3 separate regions of the Homo sapiens genome follow, and regions 1 and 2 are each linked to region 3. A link is an interaction called in ENCODE POLR2A ChIA-PET data of the cell type or tissue named here. Cell type or tissue: HepG2. All regions are shown on one strand. Region 1 overlaps PCSK6 (proprotein convertase subtilisin/kexin type 6). Region 2 overlaps PCSK6 (proprotein convertase subtilisin/kexin type 6). Region 3 holds the start of LOC124903567 (a long non-coding RNA gene).

Region 1 (4,000 bases), 83 kb before region 3:
CCTGGGGGTCCATTCTGAGGAAGGTGTGAGGGCCTCTGCTACTCAAGGTTGATCTTTTAAAGGTTTTGCTGTGATAAAAATGGTAGTAATCTTCCAGGTTTCCAATCTGCAAGACAAGAAGCAGAATGCCATCAATTAATAGTCTCACGAACAGCTTCCAAAATCTTCCACCCCACAAGAATCTCCCCCTTATCTGAGGGGCTCATTCTCCCAGAGGAAACACACCCTCCATCACCCTGCTCCTCATATCTCTGGCATGTGTGCAGTGTTTATAAACGTGAAGGTGGATTCAGACACTCATTTTTAGATAAATAACACTAAGTCATATTTCCCATGGACCACATACTCCATCACATCTCACGGTAAATTAACATCATTTAAAGTTTGGACTATCATGGCCAAGTTTTTTAGACAGAAATGAATGTTCGTTTAGGGCCAAGAATCCCTGAAGTAGCTAAGTTGGTGTCAAGTCAGGTCTACACCAAAACATTCATTTATAAACAAACCCCATCCTCTCCACCCCATGGGTAAACTGAAATATCGAAGAATGAACACTCACTCTCCAGTGCAACAGGACAGCCAAAGAAAACACATGGATCCATCTGCTTGGGGATTGTGAAAGGGTCAGATGAGAACATCTAAACCTCCGAGGTGTCCCAATTTTCTGCCAGGGGCAGTTTGTCAGGACAGATTTCAGCTTGAGGACCGGATGGAACCAACAGCAGCCCTGTGCCCCAGCCCCTGGCCTTCAAGAAGGGCTGGCCCTCGCTGTAGCACCAGCTTGTCCTCACGTCTGTCCGGGCTCGAGCATGGGGACATTGTTATCGGAGGCCTGCTTCTTGGCTGTAGAGAAGGGCTAGTTGATCACCATCCTCCAAAAAGGATTTTAAAATCAAGATGGACTGGATATCATACAGACCCTCAGGTTGATCTTCTCAGGCTAAACCATCCTGGTTTCTTTTCTAGCTTGATTAAAGGGTAAATTTAAGACTAATGGTCCTCTACAGCAGTTCTATATGATGATTACAAACATGGGTTTTGAGTCAGATCGATTTGGTCCAAACCCTTCCTACCCCTCCACCAAGATTAGCCATGTGACCTTGGACAAGGACATTTGACTCATGGGAATCTCAATTCCTTATGTGTAAAATGGGGATAAAGGTACTTACCTTTAAAAGTTAAGTAGGACTAAAGCCTACCCGACTCACAACTCCTTGGCTGCCTCCACCTCATTCATAGCCATTTAGTCTGCTATAGTCTGACCTCAATAGAGTTGACTGGCCCAGGTGGAGACCTGGAGGGACTTGGATGCTGTGGCCATTTTCATATCTTTACACAAGAAGATAAGGCAGGAGTGCAAGAGAGAGCCTCCCAGCCCCTTTGCTTCCCTTCAGTTCTCCTTTCCGGCAACCCTGGCAGCCTTGCTGTCTCCTGTTCGTGGGTTTAGGAGACACCACTTTGTCCTCGAAATAAAGAGTTCCCTTTTCTACTTCAGCTTGCTCCAGTGTGTTTCTGTTGCTTACAACCACAGAACATCAAATACGAAGACAGTCATGAGGAATCAATGGGAATCACCTATATAGAGCCTAGCTGAGTGTCTAGAACCTAGTGGGCATTCAGCAAATGCTGGTGGTCCTGGGAGCTGGGATTCTCTCTCGGGCTCCTCCACTCCCTTCTCTGGGTCTGGGATGCTTTAGCTTTTGGCCAAATCCAGGTCTGCATCTAATGTGACCCTTCCCTCTGGGTGACCTGGGCTTACCCTCTCTCAGTTTCCTTATGAGACTAATAACCACCACCCTGAAGGGTTGCTCCGAAATTTGAACGCGATATTTACGTGTGAAAGAGCTAGCAGAGACCCAGCAGGCAGGTAGTAAGTGCTCGATACACGGTTTTCCGCAATTCTGATTCTCACATTTTTCTGCCATCATAAACCTCATTATTTCTGCCCTATTTTGCTCACAAGCACTTTTATTTTTCTTCCTACAGATAAGTCACCTTGCTCACTTCTTCAACAAAGTTAACTGCCACACGTGTCAAAAGGCTCCTCCTCACCCGCACTAGAGCTGTTATTTAGCTACGGAGGCAATCACCGAGTCTCAACTTGCCGCAGTGTTTAATCAACATGTTTGCTCATAAGCTGCCATCATCCCTGGGAGACGTTACGTAACTTTTGGTCTTTTAACTCTGGGCATTCGAGTCAATTCCCAGTCAGGGACATGGAGGAACGAAGAGTTGAATAAAACTTGCTGGCAAAGAGACTAATTGCAGCAGTGCTGACCCTTAGCAGGCTCATGACAGGGGGGCCTGGAAGCCATTCAGGGCAGCACCTGGCCTTTGACCAGCTAAGCCAGGCTTGGGGAAGCCACCTTTCCCCTCAAAGGCCAGTCCCAAAGCCATCCAGCCCCCTGCCCCGGGGCCGCCATGACTGTCCTTTGCAAAGGCCCCTGGGTCTGGGCTGATGTCAACTGTTCTCCACGAACGATCCAGGAAAGGCACAGACAGTCCCCAGAATGCTGACCAGGCCAACCACCTCTGGAGGCAGCAGCGGCCAGAACTCCATCTGTTTGGACACTTATGTCCGGCCTAGCATGAGAGCTGGGGGGCCGGGGAGGGACGCTCCCACTGCAGGGGAGAAGGGGACACCAGCCAAGGCTGCCCTTGCAAAGCCAGCTGCAGAAGAAGCTGGAATCACACATTCGTCCTCTGTGACTGGCTTATGTCATTCAGCATAATGTGCTCATGTTTCATCAGTGTTGGACCATGTGTCAGAATTTCCTTCCTTTTTAAGGCTGACTAATCTTCCGTTATCTGCACATCTCACATTTTGTTTATTCATTCATCTATTTATGGACACGTGGATTACTCCCACTGCTTGGCTGCTGGGAATAATGCTGCTGTGTACAAATATCTGCTCGTGTCCCTGCTTTCAATTCTTTTGGGTATATATCCACCTACCGTTTTTTGATAAATTTTCTTGGAACATAGCCACACCCACCCTTTCCCTACTGTTCATGGCTGCCTTCCTACTACAATAGCAGAGCTGAGTGGTTGCAACAGAGACCCTAGAGCCCACGAGGATCAAAGAGTTCATATGTGAACTCTGAAACAGAAAAGGCTGCCAGCCTGTGATGTACAGCATTTGCTGCTGAGAGTATCAGGGGAGTTCACCAAAGTCTCTGATGTCAAGCAAGGGTTCTCTAGGGCTGGGAAGTGGCGGTCCATACACGGAGTGACTCAAACACAGGTGCGGCTGCAAGCCTAGACCTTCAGCATCTCATTGAGTCTCTGAGACGTGCTTTTTCCATAAACCTTGTCAGATGCTCCAAGAGGCCCCGTCCTTCTGTCTGACTCATGTGGTCCTGCCCTCTGCCCTCCCTTTGCAACATCAGGCACCAGGTCAGGAGTGTGAGGTTTTCATCACGGGCAAAACCAGTGAGAGAATCAAAGGTGACACAGCAGGAGGCAGGAGCAGCTGCCCAGGAACACAGGCCCATTGAAAGTCTCGTCGGCCCGGATGATGCTGCGTTTATGATACAGCCATTGCTGTCTCTCGTCCTCCCCACCCACCTAAGCCCTTCTAGGCTTCTCATCTGACCTACCACAGCAGGGTCCACCCCAGGTACGAGGAGGTTCTGCCCCTCCCCAGTGAGGGAGGCTGTTCCTTCACATCTCTGGGTGCCTTCATGGGGAAGGGGGACAGGATGCCAGGCTGTGAGGCCCCCAGGCTCACGCAGGGTCACCTGTGGGGATGTGGCCACTGGCCTGGTTGAACATGAAGGACACCTGGCTGCCCTCTGGCCCTGACTCACAGATTAGGGTGTGACAAGGACCCACAGAGATGTCCCCATTTCACAGATGAGTATACTGAGGCCCAGGGAGGTTAAGACTATGTCACACTGTGGGGCTCCCAGTTCCTAAACCAGCAGCCTCCCCATTCTGCTCACAGACAAGCAGGTGACAAAATTTGATACTAAATGACATACAGATACACGAGTAGGGT
Region 2 (4,000 bases), 89 kb before region 3:
AATCTCAGTCTTCCAACCTTCCTAAGTGTGAGACAATACGGTTCTGCGGTTGAAGTCCCCGCATCCTGTGGGACTTTGTTACAACTGCCCCCGCAGACTAACAAACTATGAGGTCCAACACTGCTCAACGTGTCTGACATGCAGTCACTGTCTGTACCTCTGTTATTTTAGCTTCAGCAATACAGGATACAGCTTTGTCAACTGAAAACTATATTTAGGATTTTTCCATAATTTAGCCAAGGTGGGTCAGAATTTACTTCTAAAGTATTTACATAGAAAGAAGTTGCTTATGTTACACACAACTTGCTTATAGGAGTCACATCTCTGGAACTTGAGATATGCTTCAGGAAGCATTGTCTACTGTTCTCTGGGTTGCTGCTGGACTTGTAAGGGAGTAAAAGCAAATGATATGTGGCCTTGACCCTCGATAACCTCCTGTTGCATTGGCAAGAGATGGGCTTGCATGCTTTGAACTCCAAGTTCCTCTCTCCCGAGGCATCCGCACAGCAGCGTCAGTCCGCCTTCCCATCGCCTCTCCTCTGGTTCTGGAACACTGAACGCCCTCCCAAGCCTGACGATCCAGGTCCCCCAGGAACCACCTGCAGCTCCCCTGCCGACTCTGTCTGTCCCTGACAGATCCCAAACAAACTGAACTAGTCATCGTTCCCAACAAACACTGCTGTGTGCTCCTACTCTAGGGCCAGATCTAGAATACAAACATACGACTGCTAGAAGAGCAGGCCAAGTCCGCAGCCTCTGAGCAGGCTTCCTGGTGGCAGGGATATTGGAGCCCAGAGGGGAAGGTGGGGAAGAGAGCAACAGCAGGGGAAGGTGGGGAGCCGTCTGTGCAAAAGCTCTGCAGAGGGAAAAAGAGCGAAAGTCACCCGAGGAGGATCTTAAAGGCCAGTGGTGGCCGTATTTCAGAGGATCCCTCAGGAGCATGGGAGGTGACTGGCCGGGGCAAGGATGCCCACATGAGGCCAGCAAGGAGGGCAGTGCAGTGGTGCAGGCAAGAGATGACAGGAGCTGGGCCTAGGGCAGGAGACACAGGACATGGCAGGGCCAGGTTGTACGGGAGGTGGAACAAGTGTAGGGGGGAAGGAGAGGCCGCTGGCACTGCAGTGGAATGCGGATGAGCGCTTCCCTCTGAGACAGACTAGGGTCAGAGACAGTGAGCTGGGTTTGGGACATACTGACTTTGGATTGTCTTTGAGATATCTAAGCGGAAGGGCAGAGCATGTCGTGAAAGAATAAAATGCTGTCTTTTAAGGTAAATTTACACATTCAAACTTTTTACCAATTCCTAGCAGCCATGCCACTAGAACCAGCTGGGTGGTGCTGAAAATGTGAACAGCCAACTTGTCACTGTCATTCGATCACCCTCATGGGGGAGCAGTCCACCGTCCCCACGTGGGCAAATCCTCTGGGCCCTGGGCAGCTGCCTGGCCCTGCCCTCAGCCCATGACACAGTTCATCAACCCCTGAGACCAATGTGGTCACTTACTGTCTATGTGCTCTTGTCAGGAACTTTCTGTTTGTTTGCACTTTGAATTGCTCTAGCACACAAAACTGTTAGATAAAATTCCATCTGTGGTTAATGGAAAGATCTGCTTCAACATTGCATCACTGCTGGAAGGAAACCCGAGCTTTGATTAAACTCCGGGGGCAAAGTCCCATCCTACAAAACAGAATGCCTCCTCTGGTCCTTGCAATCATTTTGCAACTTCTAAGCTTTAAAGCACTGAAATGAAGCATTGAACCCAAGCCTCCTACGGCCCTAGAAGGAGCCACCAAGGCTCCCTCTGAACATCTTTATCCTTCCATTTCCATCACCAATCTGGCTGAGATCTGTAGGGAAGGAAAAGAGCTGAACCCAAGTCATCATGCTAAAATGTAAGGTCTGGAAGACACAGGCAGCAACGACTAACTATAAGCCAGCTTGGAACATAATCAGAACAAGTAATTTTAAAAAAATTTGTGAGCCCTTTCAGTGATTGGTCGACGCTTCTGTAATATCCACCCTTCTCCAGACTTTTGGCAAAAGAACAAGTTAAAAACAAATGCTTTCAGTTTGCTTAAATGACAAGCCTTGGAAAAACCCAGCGACCGATAACTGCACACTGCGAACACTTGGGCTGTTCCTCCAAGGACAGGGCTGAGTAACAAAGCAATCTGAGCAAAATGGCCCTTTTCAAAGACGGTAAGAAAAACATCAAGTAAAGGTAATTAAGAATGCAAGGAAAATGACTGTACCATTCCGGTACAGGATCAGTGCGAAGAAGATGCCTAATAAGTGTGCGTGCACACACGTGCTTAACAGAGTCCTGCTGCTGACACCCCCTTGAGTTTTGTTTTGCTTTCCCAAATGTACATTCTATCTGCTTTTATGTGACATGGGGTGGACTGTACATTCCATCACTTATCAAAGCACTCCTATACAATAGGGACTGGAACTAATTAAAATAAGATACCGTCTGCATTTGATGGAACTTTATCCTAAGCCCCATAACATTCATTTCCAGTTTGGTCATTTGAACACAATGGCAGCCTCGCATTCCGAAGTCTCTGAATAATATTAAATCATCTTTTCCTTTTGTTAATAATATTAATTACACAACTCTCCAGATGTGAAGGTATCATAAAAATGCTTTGCCAACGTAGGGAAACGTTCTGATGCACTGCAATAAAAGATAACACTAAATACTTCCATAAAACAGCTAATTTCACCAAGTGTTTAATTGTAATGACTGGGTGGAGTAAATATTAGTCAGACTGACAGCTAATTGATTTGGTTTGCATTAAAGCTAGACAAATTTAAACAGAGGTATTTCAGTTGCGATTCTGAATTCATAATCGGTTCAGATGTCTGTGTGCTTTCCCTGGGGCTAACAATTTAATTAGAACTATGAGAAACAATCAGCCAATCCTAGGAACGTTCCAGGAAGGCCTGGGATGCCCAGGCTGTTTACCTTTCTTCCTTTCTTCTTTACTGGCAGGATGCATTGATAGAAGCCTTGCCAGGAGCTTATTAAGAAGCTCTGTGAGAAGGAGATTTTTATTTGAAAAAATTTAACTGCTACGTTAGCCTTTGCCTAGGAAGTCTCTATCCTTCCTTCTGCTGACTTCGAGGAGACAACTAATGCCTGGGAATGCTTTGCCCTCAGACCCAAACTGAATATAGGACTTTTAACACACCTAAAATGGGTCAATCAAGCAGCTCAGGTGCTGCAGAGAGGAGGCAGGTCCAGGGTATGGTGGCCCTCAAGCCCCCCACAGAGTCTGTCTCTGCTGCCTCAGCCTGCCTTGCTCATGCACAGGTCTCCCATCCCCATCTTCACCGAGAACTCAGCAACACAGAGACCTGCTGGGCAGCTCTGCATTACTCAGGCACAGGGTCCTGCACTCAGCAGGTGCACCATTAATATTTTTGGAAGGAAGGGATGAGCAGTCGACCTGAGTACCTTTAAAAGTTTTAAAATATAGTCACCAACAACAGAGGATGTAGTCAAAACACAGATTAAGTCTCCTATTTCGACTCTGCCTTAGTTCTAACCATTAAGAATCTGCTTTATTAATTCTTGGAAGGCCTCATGGAAAGAAGACCAAGAAATCCACGGTCCCCGTCTCTTCTCAGAGCATGCTTATGAGATGGGCTTCCTGCATGCAAACAGCTTGCTTTCATTGTAACTATCCGCGTGGTGGCAATTCAACAACTCAAAAGACTTCAGTTGAAGAATGAGGATGTTTCTTCACACGGCAGATCAAGTGCTTGCTTAAAGTGAAAGTGTGGAGGGATGCTGCGTCGACCTCTTTCCTAGCTTAGAATTTCCTCCAAGATGACAGATGACGGTCTCTCAACCGCACAGAACTCACGCCTCCTCCGGGATCAGCCTATGCACCCTGTACAGAGGCTCCCTGCTGCTCAGTTTTCTACTGATCCACCCTTCCCCAAGTGCCCCACTCTTTGGGAAGGAGCAACTACAATCTGGCTTTTTTCCTA
Region 3 (4,000 bases):
ATGCAGAGAGCCCCTCCCCCGACCCTAGGCAGAGCCCGAGACTCGCCGCAGGCTCATGCACTGTGCCACCTGCCCTCCTGAGGCCACGCTCTTCTCACGGGAGGTGGCCCTGTGGCCTCACCTGGGCCGGATGGGAATTGCAAACTTGAAACCACTACGTCTTTTTCCCTGTTTTTATTTTAAAAAGGATATTAAACGAACATATCTTTTAAAAATTAAAGTGAATTGAAGTTCATTTTCATTTTATCCTGAGAGGTTCACAGTAGCTCTTGAAATAAATGAAAGTGACTTTAAACGGGCTTTGTTTTGAGGTGATCTCAGCAGCTCTGAGGATACGCACAGCAGTCTTGGAGTCTCACAAAACTCGGCTGGAAATCTCTGGCCCCAGAGGGAGGAAGATGCTTCTCTATTTCTACCTGAGGCCTTCCTTAGGCTCCTGGTCAGGAAGGGAGAAGAGACCCCGGGCAAGGGGTGAGAAGTGGGGGTGGGGGAGTCTTGCCCCTTCCTCTGGACGACAGAGCCCATTACTAGAGGGAATTTCAATGGTGTTTCCAACCCCAGGTCTCACCCAGGAAGGAGGAATCTAAACAAACTCAGCTGCCAGTGGCTCCCCCATAGCGACAGTTTGAGGCCGGATTCACTGAAGTTTTCACAGATGAGTCTAGGTAAAGTTGTGGGGGTTTTTGCTGTTGTTTTGTTTTGTTTTGTTTCTTTGAGACAGGGTCTCAGTCTGTCGCCCAGGCTGGAGTGCAGTTGAGTGATCTTGGCTCACTGCAGACTCCAACTCCTGGATTCAAGTGATTCTCCTGCCTCAGCCACCCAAGGTGTGAGCCACCATGCCCAGCTAATTTTTGTATTTTTAGTAGAGACAGGGTTTTGCCATGTTGCCCAGGCTGGCCTTGAACTCCTGAGCACAAGCGATCCGCCCACCTCAGCCTCACAAAGTGCTGGGATTACAGGCATGAGCCACCGTGCCCAGCCAAAGTTGTGGTTTTAAGCAGGATGTTCCAAAGTCCAGTGGTTATGACCAAACGCCACACAGAGACAGAAGCCTCCCGCACAGCCCCAACTCCCAGCAGCCATGGTGTTCCAGGTCCTCCAAAGTCAGCTTCTCCTCCAGGAGGCCACTGAGCTCCCCAGCTGCGGGGCTGAGGCCACACAGCCCTGTGCGGTTCATCTGCCATCCGGGCCCTTCTTCCTCTTCTGAGCTTCACAGTTAGCCCAGGGAAGAAAACAGGCGTGTCTTCCACAAACCCTGAAGGGAATGGGAAGTGCCAACAGTGAGAAGGACTTAGATGTAAAGGATTTACACACGGTCACGGCATTTCCACAACCCTCTGGGCACCTGAGTACACGTGTGCAGACACACCCCCAGATGGGGGCGAGGGGTGGGGTGCCCCAGCTATTCACACCTAACCATGAGCGTGTGAGGCAGCAACACTTAAAGGCCACTTGCTTTCCGCAGCATCTCGATGGAGCAGGAGCCTGCCTGGGGCATCTCCAGGCAGCTTGGCTGAGCACCCAGGACTGAGTGCAACCCTCAGCGTTTACATTTTTTAGTACTATTCACTAAGAGAGAGAGAGACAGAGAGACAGTGATAGAGACAGGGAAGGACAGAGACAAAGAGAGCAATGGGTGAAGAAAGAGCAAGCAAGCAGGGATGTCGGACATTTCACACAACGCAGTCACCAGGGAGGCAAGAACACTTACAGAACAGTTTGAGCCAAAGAGTCACTCAGGGACAGGAACAGCAATTTCTTAAATATTTAAAGCAGACACCCTGTGAGCGGCTGTGGAGGCGGCTCTTTGTTAATATTTAACACGAGCTGGGCAGTTGCCGGGAAAACAGCTGTTTACAGGAGAGATTAACCAATATTCATCATTGCTCAAAGCTGTGGGGAGGCTTCAGGGGACAGGCAGCTGCCGGTATTTCTAGAATACAGCAGCTCAAGGCCACAGGGCTGGGGAGGCTCACGGTGTCCCCAGGGTGCATGAAAACTGTAAACAGGCAGTTCGGGGTCACCTACCCTGCTCCAGAATCACGGTTTGCAGGAAACCCAGCCCTGCAGCTGGGCCTGGGTGGTGGCTGCTGGCCGGCCAGCCAGCACCTCGCTGGACAGCTGCGTCCCACAGTCCCAGGCTGGGCTGTCCTTCAGGCCCATCCACAGTCCCAGGCAGACTCCTCGTGCACTCCCTGCATGAAGTCGGGGGCAGGTGCTCGAAAGTAGAGGGGTTCCCACTGATGGAAAGTGTCACCAGCCTGCCTGCGAATCCCCCAGCTCACACTTGGGCTTGCAGGGACACCAGCCAGGCCGTCTTGCAGAGAAGACAAGCTGCCTATTTTCAGGGGCTATGAGTCTTGTTCATGACAGTTTTCTCCTCTATGTGCCAAACATTCAAGAGCCTGGCCATTTTCACACAGCCCCATAGCCTGGGTGAATCAGGCCTCACTCCCCTGTACTTCCTTCCAAACATTCTATCACTCCCAACACCCTCCACCCAGGCCTCATGGAACTACACACAGATCACGCTTGGGCCCAACTGGATGCGGAATCCCAGCTCAGGACCAAGGAATGCTGCTGCTGTCTCCACAATGCCCTAGACCTGCAACCCTGGGCGCTTCCTGGCATACCACTGCCCACTCTGCCCACACCACAGCTGACTGACTCCTAATGGCTCTTCAAACAGTTGTTTGCACACCTGACCATTTATTATAAAGGAAGAAGCGCCGAACAGCACGTGCTGCTCTGAGGAATCTGTACAAGAATTGGGGCTCTGCGTATTAATCTTTGCTAAAATGAATTTAGTTTGGGTATTTAGGTTTCACAGCATAAATATATTTTTCTCTACTCTGAGACCAATTGGCACAGGCTGTCTAAGGCATTAGAAGAACAGTCCTTAATCTTTCTGTGTTCACAGCATAGTTCTGAATACCAGAAATCTAGAGGAATGCTTGAAGAGGTTTTTAAAAAATTAAACAACATTAAAGGAGTCAGCAATGATTTCCATCTCAGCAAAACAGGGGCCCTCAGGGTCCAGAAACATCCATGGCCATTGAGCAGTCACTTGGTCATTCTTGTGGATGCTTTTTTTGAGATGGAGTCTTGCTCTGCCACCCAGGCTGGAGTGCAGTGGCGTGATCTCGGCTCACTGCAACCCCTGCCTCCCAGGTTCAAGTGAGTCTCCCGCTTCAGCCTCCCAAGTAGCTGGGATTACAGGCATTAGCCACCACGCCTGGTTAATTTTTGTATGTTTAGTGGAGATGGGGTTTCACTATGTTGGCGAGGCTGGTCACGAACTCCTGACCTCAAGTGATCCACCCGCCTCGGCCTCCCGAAGTGCTGGGATTACGGGCGTGAGCCACCACGCCTGGCCTTCTGGATGCTTTTTATTTTGTGGTTATGCAGCATCAGGACAGCCTTTTAACATTTGAGAAGTGAACCGTCTTAGTGGGAGGCAAAACCCTGCTTCCCTCTACAGAAGCCTAAAAGGCCAAGAACGTGCACTCCCTGACACCGGTGGGGGGTAGCAGGGCTGTGCAGCCACATGCCCAGGAGGCACGGAGACTTCAGGGTCCGTCCCCCCATTCCCAGGTGGCAGAGCAGTGCCCCAGTGTCCTGGGTGCGAAGAGCAGTGGCTAGTGCATGCTCAGCACCAGCAGTGTCCTAGCCACATGTCTTGGGGCTATAGCTGTGGCCACTTGGCACCTCCAGGTTCCTGACCCTTCCCCACAGTGACTCAGCAGGGAGTTGTCTGTGAGCCACTTGATACCCTTTTACAATATTCCCTTTCTGATGATTAACCAGAAGTGCTTTGCAGGCGGGAAGCCTGGTGCGCACAGTCAGGGTCTGCCCTGTGCTGCTGCTTGAGGACTGTCTCCTGCCCTGACGGTGCTCTTCAAAGCTGCCGCGGGCCTGCTTGATGTAATGCTCACTTCTGACCTCTTTGCCCATGCAAGGCACACCCTGCCCTGCCGTCCCTCCCACCCCCTTCCTCCTT

Evidence for each region. Peaks named below come from ENCODE experiments on the same cell type or tissue, not always from the same donor. Only the 100,000 strongest peaks of a DNase experiment are listed, where the experiment ranks them.
Region 1: POLR2A ChIA-PET joins it to region 3 with 23 read pairs; 1 of 35 experiments calls an interaction of 5 or more read pairs at or near these places.
Region 2: POLR2A ChIA-PET joins it to region 3 with 71 read pairs; 1 of 35 experiments calls an interaction of 5 or more read pairs at or near these places.

The regions. Positions count from the first base shown.
Region 1 is chr15:101,443,555-101,447,554 of GRCh38, forward strand. It overlaps PCSK6 (proprotein convertase subtilisin/kexin type 6), which reads right to left. Exons shown (of 22, transcript NM_002570.5): 2 at 2-106. Among named protein-coding and RNA genes, the nearest start is that of PCSK6, 44 kb to the right of the region's middle. In HepG2, no CTCF peak of the experiment used is centred here; DNase peaks (open chromatin) are centred at 2,137, 2,797, 3,097 and 3,407.
Region 2 is chr15:101,438,091-101,442,090 of GRCh38, forward strand. The region is part of intron 2 of PCSK6 (proprotein convertase subtilisin/kexin type 6); the gene reads right to left. Among named protein-coding and RNA genes, the nearest start is that of PCSK6, 50 kb to the right of the region's middle. In HepG2, a CTCF peak has its summit at 1,386; DNase peaks (open chromatin) are centred at 421 and 1,551; H3K4me3 peaks cover 486 bases.
Region 3 is chr15:101,526,606-101,530,605 of GRCh38, forward strand. LOC124903567 (a long non-coding RNA gene) reads right to left here and starts at 1,769. Exons shown (of 2, transcript XR_007064784.1): 1 at 1,712-1,769; 2 at 160-1,255. RefSeq lists an enhancer at 3,714-4,000. In HepG2, no CTCF peak of the experiment used is centred here; DNase peaks (open chromatin) are centred at 1,006 and 1,906; H3K4me3 peaks cover 789 bases.